Regions from separate parts of the Mus musculus genome. Here region 1 is linked to region 2. A link is a loop called in an ENCODE intact Hi-C map of the cell type or tissue named here. Cell type or tissue: heart. All regions are shown on one strand. Links, peaks and the distances in the headings refer to the core of each region. The heading gives the core; the rest is flanking DNA.

The links. Peaks named below come from ENCODE experiments on the same cell type or tissue, not always from the same donor. Only the 100,000 strongest peaks of a DNase experiment are listed, where the experiment ranks them.
Region 1: a loop joins it to region 2, with 3 times the contacts of the local background. A loop is called at or near these places in 2 of 42 quality-filtered maps.

Annotation. Positions count from the first base shown.
Region 1 is chr9:65,135,825-65,138,737 of GRCm38, reverse strand. It overlaps Igdcc4 (immunoglobulin superfamily, DCC subclass, member 4), which reads right to left. Exons shown (of 20, transcript NM_020043.3): 20 at 791-2,913. Among named protein-coding and RNA genes, the nearest start is that of Igdcc3, 3.9 kb to the left of the region's middle. In heart, for the core only: no CTCF peak of the experiment used is centred there; no DNase peak of the experiment used is centred there; H3K27me3 peaks cover 78 bases.
Region 2 is chr9:65,430,771-65,433,683 of GRCm38, reverse strand. No RefSeq gene overlaps it. Among named protein-coding and RNA genes, the nearest start is that of Mtfmt, 3.6 kb to the left of the region's middle. In heart, for the core only: a CTCF peak has its summit at 1,235 (motif pointing right); DNase peaks (open chromatin) are centred at 1,233 and 2,573.

The sequences.
Region 1 (2,913 bases), core at 170-2,669, 290 kb after region 2:
GATGCAACTCAACACATCGGTGGACGTTGCAGTTTCAAAGGGTTGGCAGGGATCTAATACACTCCTCCAACTTAAGAGGCATGCATGTGGTGTGCCTGTGTATGTGCAGGCAAACACATGCTAGGTAAGTATTCAACTGCACAATGACATTTGCAGTCCCTTTTTTGGGTTTTTCGAGACAGGGTTTCTCTGTGCAGTCCTGGCTGTCCTGGAACTCACTCTGTAGACCAGGCTGGTCTCGAACTCAGAAATCCACCTGCCTCTGCCTCCCGAGTGCTGGGATTAAAGACGTATGCCACCATACCTGGCTGAAGCTTTAGTTTTTTTTTTCTTGGACCCATCTTCTTTCTACTCTCAAAATTTACTGTTTCCTATCCTGGGCCAGGAAGACTTGAGAAAACTCTAGTCAGTTGGTTCCAGAAAGAACATATCTTGAAGCTGAGGGATGGCTTATTGCTCTTGCAGAGGACCCTGATTTGGCTCTCAGTGCCACTACTGGATGGCTCACTAAAATCCAGTCCCAGGGGATCTGAAGTGCTCTGACCTCTGTGTAAACCAACATGCAAAACTCTTTAAAGTTAAAAGAGCAACATGGTTGGGCGGTGGTGGTGCACGCCTTTGATCCCAGCAGCACTGACTGCTCTTTGGAAGGTCCTGAGTTCAAATCCCAGCAATCACATGGTGGCTTATATCCGTAATGAGATTGGATGCCCTCTTCTGGTGTGTCTGAAGACAGCTACAGTGTACTTGCACATAGTAAATAAATAAATCTTTAAAAAAGAGAGAGAGCAACATGTCTGGAAAATAGTTTATTAATTCTTTACAGGGACAGATACATGATCAACACCTTAGTGTAACAATAAAGAATATCATATTTGTAAGGAGGAAGCATGATGCTGGAAAGTGCAATTAAATAACCCAGCACAAACTAAGCACAGGTAAACGAGTGAGCATGTAAGTATTGCATACACTTGTCATGCTTCGAGAAAAGAAATTCTTAAATGAGACTCCAAAGAACTTAAGGCATCCATGGCAAACGACAAAGGGACTAATGCCCTGTAAAAGGCCAACAGACTTTCCTAATAAGACCTGCTGCTACAAAGTCACAAAGCTAACACTCCCCAGTTACTCAGAACCCAAATCATATATAATGCTAGTGAGTTCTGGCTACTTTCTTATCAACTGTGAGTTATAGGCAGATACCAGATTTATTACTTATTTGCTTTTGAGAAACAATTTTCCACCCAGCCTAATGGGTTATAAATTGTCTCATTTGCAGCTATTTAATTTAAACCAGAACCTCAGTGCTTGTTAAACAAGAACATGAGGAATGACTATGTGGTGTGATGCTAAGAGCCTACTGTTAAAACGGTTATTTCATTCAAGGCAAGGAGGAAAAAAATCTAACCAGGAAAACAAAATGAGGCTCTTGACCTTCAGAGCAATGAAGAAACATACGGTGGTGTTGGCCGTGGCCACTTTGAATGCTATAGAAGTAGTTCAAGTGACAATCCTGTCTTTAATGAGATACGAAGCCAGCATTAATAATCTTTAGTGTTATCATAGGCTGGCTGAAGAGGGGAGGAGAAGGAAATGTGGGTGGGGTCAAACATGAGTGACACACAAGGCTAATAAACACAGACGCTTTCAGAAGCTACAACTCCACTGAAAGACATAAAATAAAATAAAATAAAATAAAATAAAGGGAAAATAGACTGGTTATTTCTAACTTGGCCCAGAAGCCAGAGTTAACACTTGATGTGCCAGCCAGTTGAAATAGAAAGATGTGCAGCAAGAGCACAGATGCCACTGGATCTGACAATTCTGGGACATGACTGAGGTGAGAAACCAGAGAGATGGCATGGCTCTTGTGACTCAGGAAATACCAGTCAGGCTTGGCCCTTTGTGGTAAGATGATTTTGGGATTCAGTGTAAAGAAAGATAAAATAAAATGAGCCAGCCGCCCTTTTCCTATGCAAAGACTTCCCTTACAGCATCTTGGAGGAAACTCTTTGCTACTCTGAAGCCAGGTTCAGGGCTCCAGGGTCAGGGAACTGAGCCATGGCAGCCCCAGTAGCTCCCCTCTCCTCACCCCTTCAGTTTCAGCCAGGACTGCACGTCAAAAGCACACACCCATCTCTCTGTGCAGATGGGTGGCAGCCATTTTTTTTCAGCCTCTTGGTTTCACTCCCTACCCCTTCTTGGGGGTTCCCCTGTGCAGCCTGGACTCATCTCTTCCATAGAAAACCTTCTCATCTCAACACCAAGGGGAGGGCAGCCAGACAAGCCACAAGGTCTTTTCCAGATCTACTTGGAGTGGGTCATCTGCCCAGGAAGGCGGTTGGCAGGGGAGCTGTGGGGACCCAGGGGTCACACTATGGTCTGAAGCAGACATGAGGTAGTCATGTTGTTAGGAAAGGGTGCATAGGTTGAACTCAGGGACGAGAAACACACGACATAAAGACAAGCATGGCAGACAGAAATGAAAACAGCAGTGAGGAAATCAGGGGCATCATGGGAAAGAGAAGGGCCCCAGGATAATCGAGCAAGATGACATGAGACAGATCACCAGAACAAATGAAGGAAGGGGCAGAGAGGGACAGGGTGCGAAAGAAGATTTCCCAAACCAGGCACTTCCCAGATTACAAAATTAGGTACAGAGATGCTCAAAGGAGAGGGGAGCTGAGCTGGGTTCACCCAGACATCTGGACCTTAGGAGGCCAGGGGGATGACAGCCATGCTGTGGTAGGCTGCGGTGTCATAGGCCCGTGGAGTTGACTGGCACTCTGCTCAGCACAGCTGACAGAAGAGGGGCTGGCGCTGTCTTTGTAGACACAGCACTGGAGACACTCTCAGAGTGTAATAAAAGGCTAGGTGACAAGGCTAAAAGCTCAAAGAGCTGGCACTGATCAC
Region 2 (2,913 bases), core at 292-2,791:
GAGGGAGAGATGGAGGAGGAGGAGAAGCTGAATATGATATGAGTGTAAAGATGGAGTTTTCCCTAAATACAAAATGAAATTTTGTTTTGTCTTTTGAAAGGGGCTTCTCTGCACAGCCCTGTTGTCCTGCAACTCACTCTGTACACCACGCTGGCCTCAAACTCAGAGATCTACTCACCTTTGCCTCCTGAGTGCTGGGATTAAACATGTGCTTCACTACTGTCTGGTTCAAAAACGAAAAAAAAATTTTTTAAGTTCTTCATAGTGAGTTAGACACATAAGAACCTGACCCTTCCAAGTGCAGATAAATTCCTCACTGGATTCGCTTTCAGCACAGAGATGAGCTGCAAGGCCAAGGAGATCTGTGTAATAAATGTTTGTACATCTGTATCCTCCAGGCACTGCTGACAGCACTGCTGTCTATGAGATCAGAGTGGCTGTGATCACCCACTAGAGACCTTCATAAGATCAGGCCCAGCCACATTCCCGTGTGGGATCAGGGGAAGCCCACTCCTGTCTGAGGATACAAAGTGGTGAACAGTGGCTGCTGAGGAGGCTCTTCCTCAGTGTACAACTGCCTGTAAGGTGTCCGTGCTCCTGTGACTGACCTAATTAAACACGCTGGATCTTTAGGCTTAGACGGAATGATTTCTTTGGTCTGTGATTGGTGCTCTATCTAGGACAAATAAACATTTGCCTTTCCCTGAAAAAAAAAAAAGGGCACACACCATTAGGACATCCACAAAGCATATCTAAGGTATTGGAAGCCAGACAATGAGTTTCTGATCAGTGTTTTAGTTTTCAGATATTTCTTCTGGAAAGTTCTTCAGCTCCATAGAAAACTGGTATGTGGAAGTAGCCTAATCCCCCTTGAACCATTCTTCCATGTTCCCACCATCTTACAATGTTGCCATATGTCTATTTTCTGTGGGACAAGGAAACCAGCCATAGGATAAATGTGTATACCTGTGCTTGCATGTGCTCATATTTAGTCAACCATTTGGTGTTGGGTCAAAAAGAGGAGCAGCTGGAGCCCCCCCGGGGGGCAGGAAGTAAGAGCAAAAGCTTTTGCCTCCATCAGGGGAAGCAATGCCTCAGGACCAGGGGAAATACATGCTATGCATAGGCACCAGCCCAGTATCAGGGTCACAGACTTAACCCACAGTGCCCACTGAGCCATTTGGGATGCCCTTCAAGCACCACTATGGACTCTCGGTTGTTGTTGCAGGAAAATTCCACAAGAGGGCGATGTCACCAACCTTTTCCCTTGTTGAGGATGGCAGACTGGCTCTCTGCTGTGTCTATTGCCTGTGTAACTTCAGCAGATTTTACTCTGATTGGCTTACTTTCCTTGTAAGTAGTTCACAAACACTAAGTAGCGTCACATTTTATAAAAACAAGAATTTTTATAAAATAAAAATTTGAAAGGAGACAATATGTTCCCCAATTCCTTCTTTGAAGAACAGTTCAGTATACACTCTATTCAGTATATACTCTATTCAGTGAACACAGAAGAGAACTGTTCTTTTAGTATAAAGCACCTCTGCTCACTGCCACAAAGAATTAAGGAGGCTGCAGGTTTGAGAAGCTCATATTTTGACTGATTTAGAGAATGCCAAACACTTAGATAAATTTATAATAAGTGAAAATCACTTGGGAAAGCCAGACATGGTGGCTCACAGCTGCAAATCAGCATTCAGAAGGCTGAGGCAAGAGGATTGCCAGGAGTTAATGACAGGCTGGGACACTTAGCCAAACCTTGACTTGAAAACCAAACAAAAACAATTTCTTGAGGGAAACAAGGTGAAGCAAGAAAGGAAAAGTGTGTTCGGATAAAACACCAAGGAGTCAGAGTTGAGTGTGGGGTACACAGGCCTTTAATCCCAGCACACGGGAGGCCCAGGTGAACAGCTCTCTATAGATTCAAAGCCAGCCTGGGCTACATTGTGAATTCTAAGTTACCAACCCAACCCAAATCAAACTACAACAACAACAACCCCTGAAGAATCAGTTAATTGTGCTGATTACTAAGACAATTCATTCAAGAAATGAAAGACAGATAAACGTGCCCCAGACAGTGGTGCACATCTGTAATCCTGGCACCCTTGGGAGAGAGGCTGAAGCTGGAGAGTCTAGAGCTCCAGGCAGGCTGGGCTACATAGTGAGACCTTGTCTTAAAATACATTTTTTTTTTGAAAAGAGAGAAAGAGAGAAAGGAAGGAAGAAAGGAAGAGAAGAAATACATATATATTAGGCTGTCCCTGAGGACATTTTCTGTTTAAACATTTTTATTTTATTTCATTTACTTATTTAAATATCTCTTTATTTTATTTTATATGTATGAGTATTTTGCTTGCACGCAGATATGCATGTCTGGTAGAATAGATCCCCTGGAACTGGAATTACCGACAGTTGTAAGCTGTCATGAAGGTGGTGGGAATTGAACCCCAGATCTCTAGAGGAGCAACCAGTGCCCTTAACCACTGAACCATCTCTCCAGTCCTGTGTAAACCTTTTTAGAGCAAGGGCAGGCAGGATGGCTCAGTGGTTAAGTACTTGCCCCACAAATGTGAGGATCTGAGTCCAGACCCCAGAGCTCCTGGGCGTGCCTTGATCCCAGAGCTACAAATGTGCAGCAGAGTCCTGAGAATCCCCAGACGCTTGATGGTCCGCCAGCCTGGCCTGTGCGGCCATGTTTCAGGCCAGTGAGAGATCTTGCCTCAAACAAAAGGTGGAAAGTACCCATGGACCAGCATCAGAGAGTGTCCTTTGACCTTCATCAGCTACACACTCCCCCCCACCCCACCCCACCCCACCCCACACAGACTTTAAATGGAGACATTAAAGTTACATTGTTATGTTTGATAAACAATAGAATGTCATGGGATTGAAAGCCCAAGTAAGGCACTTGGA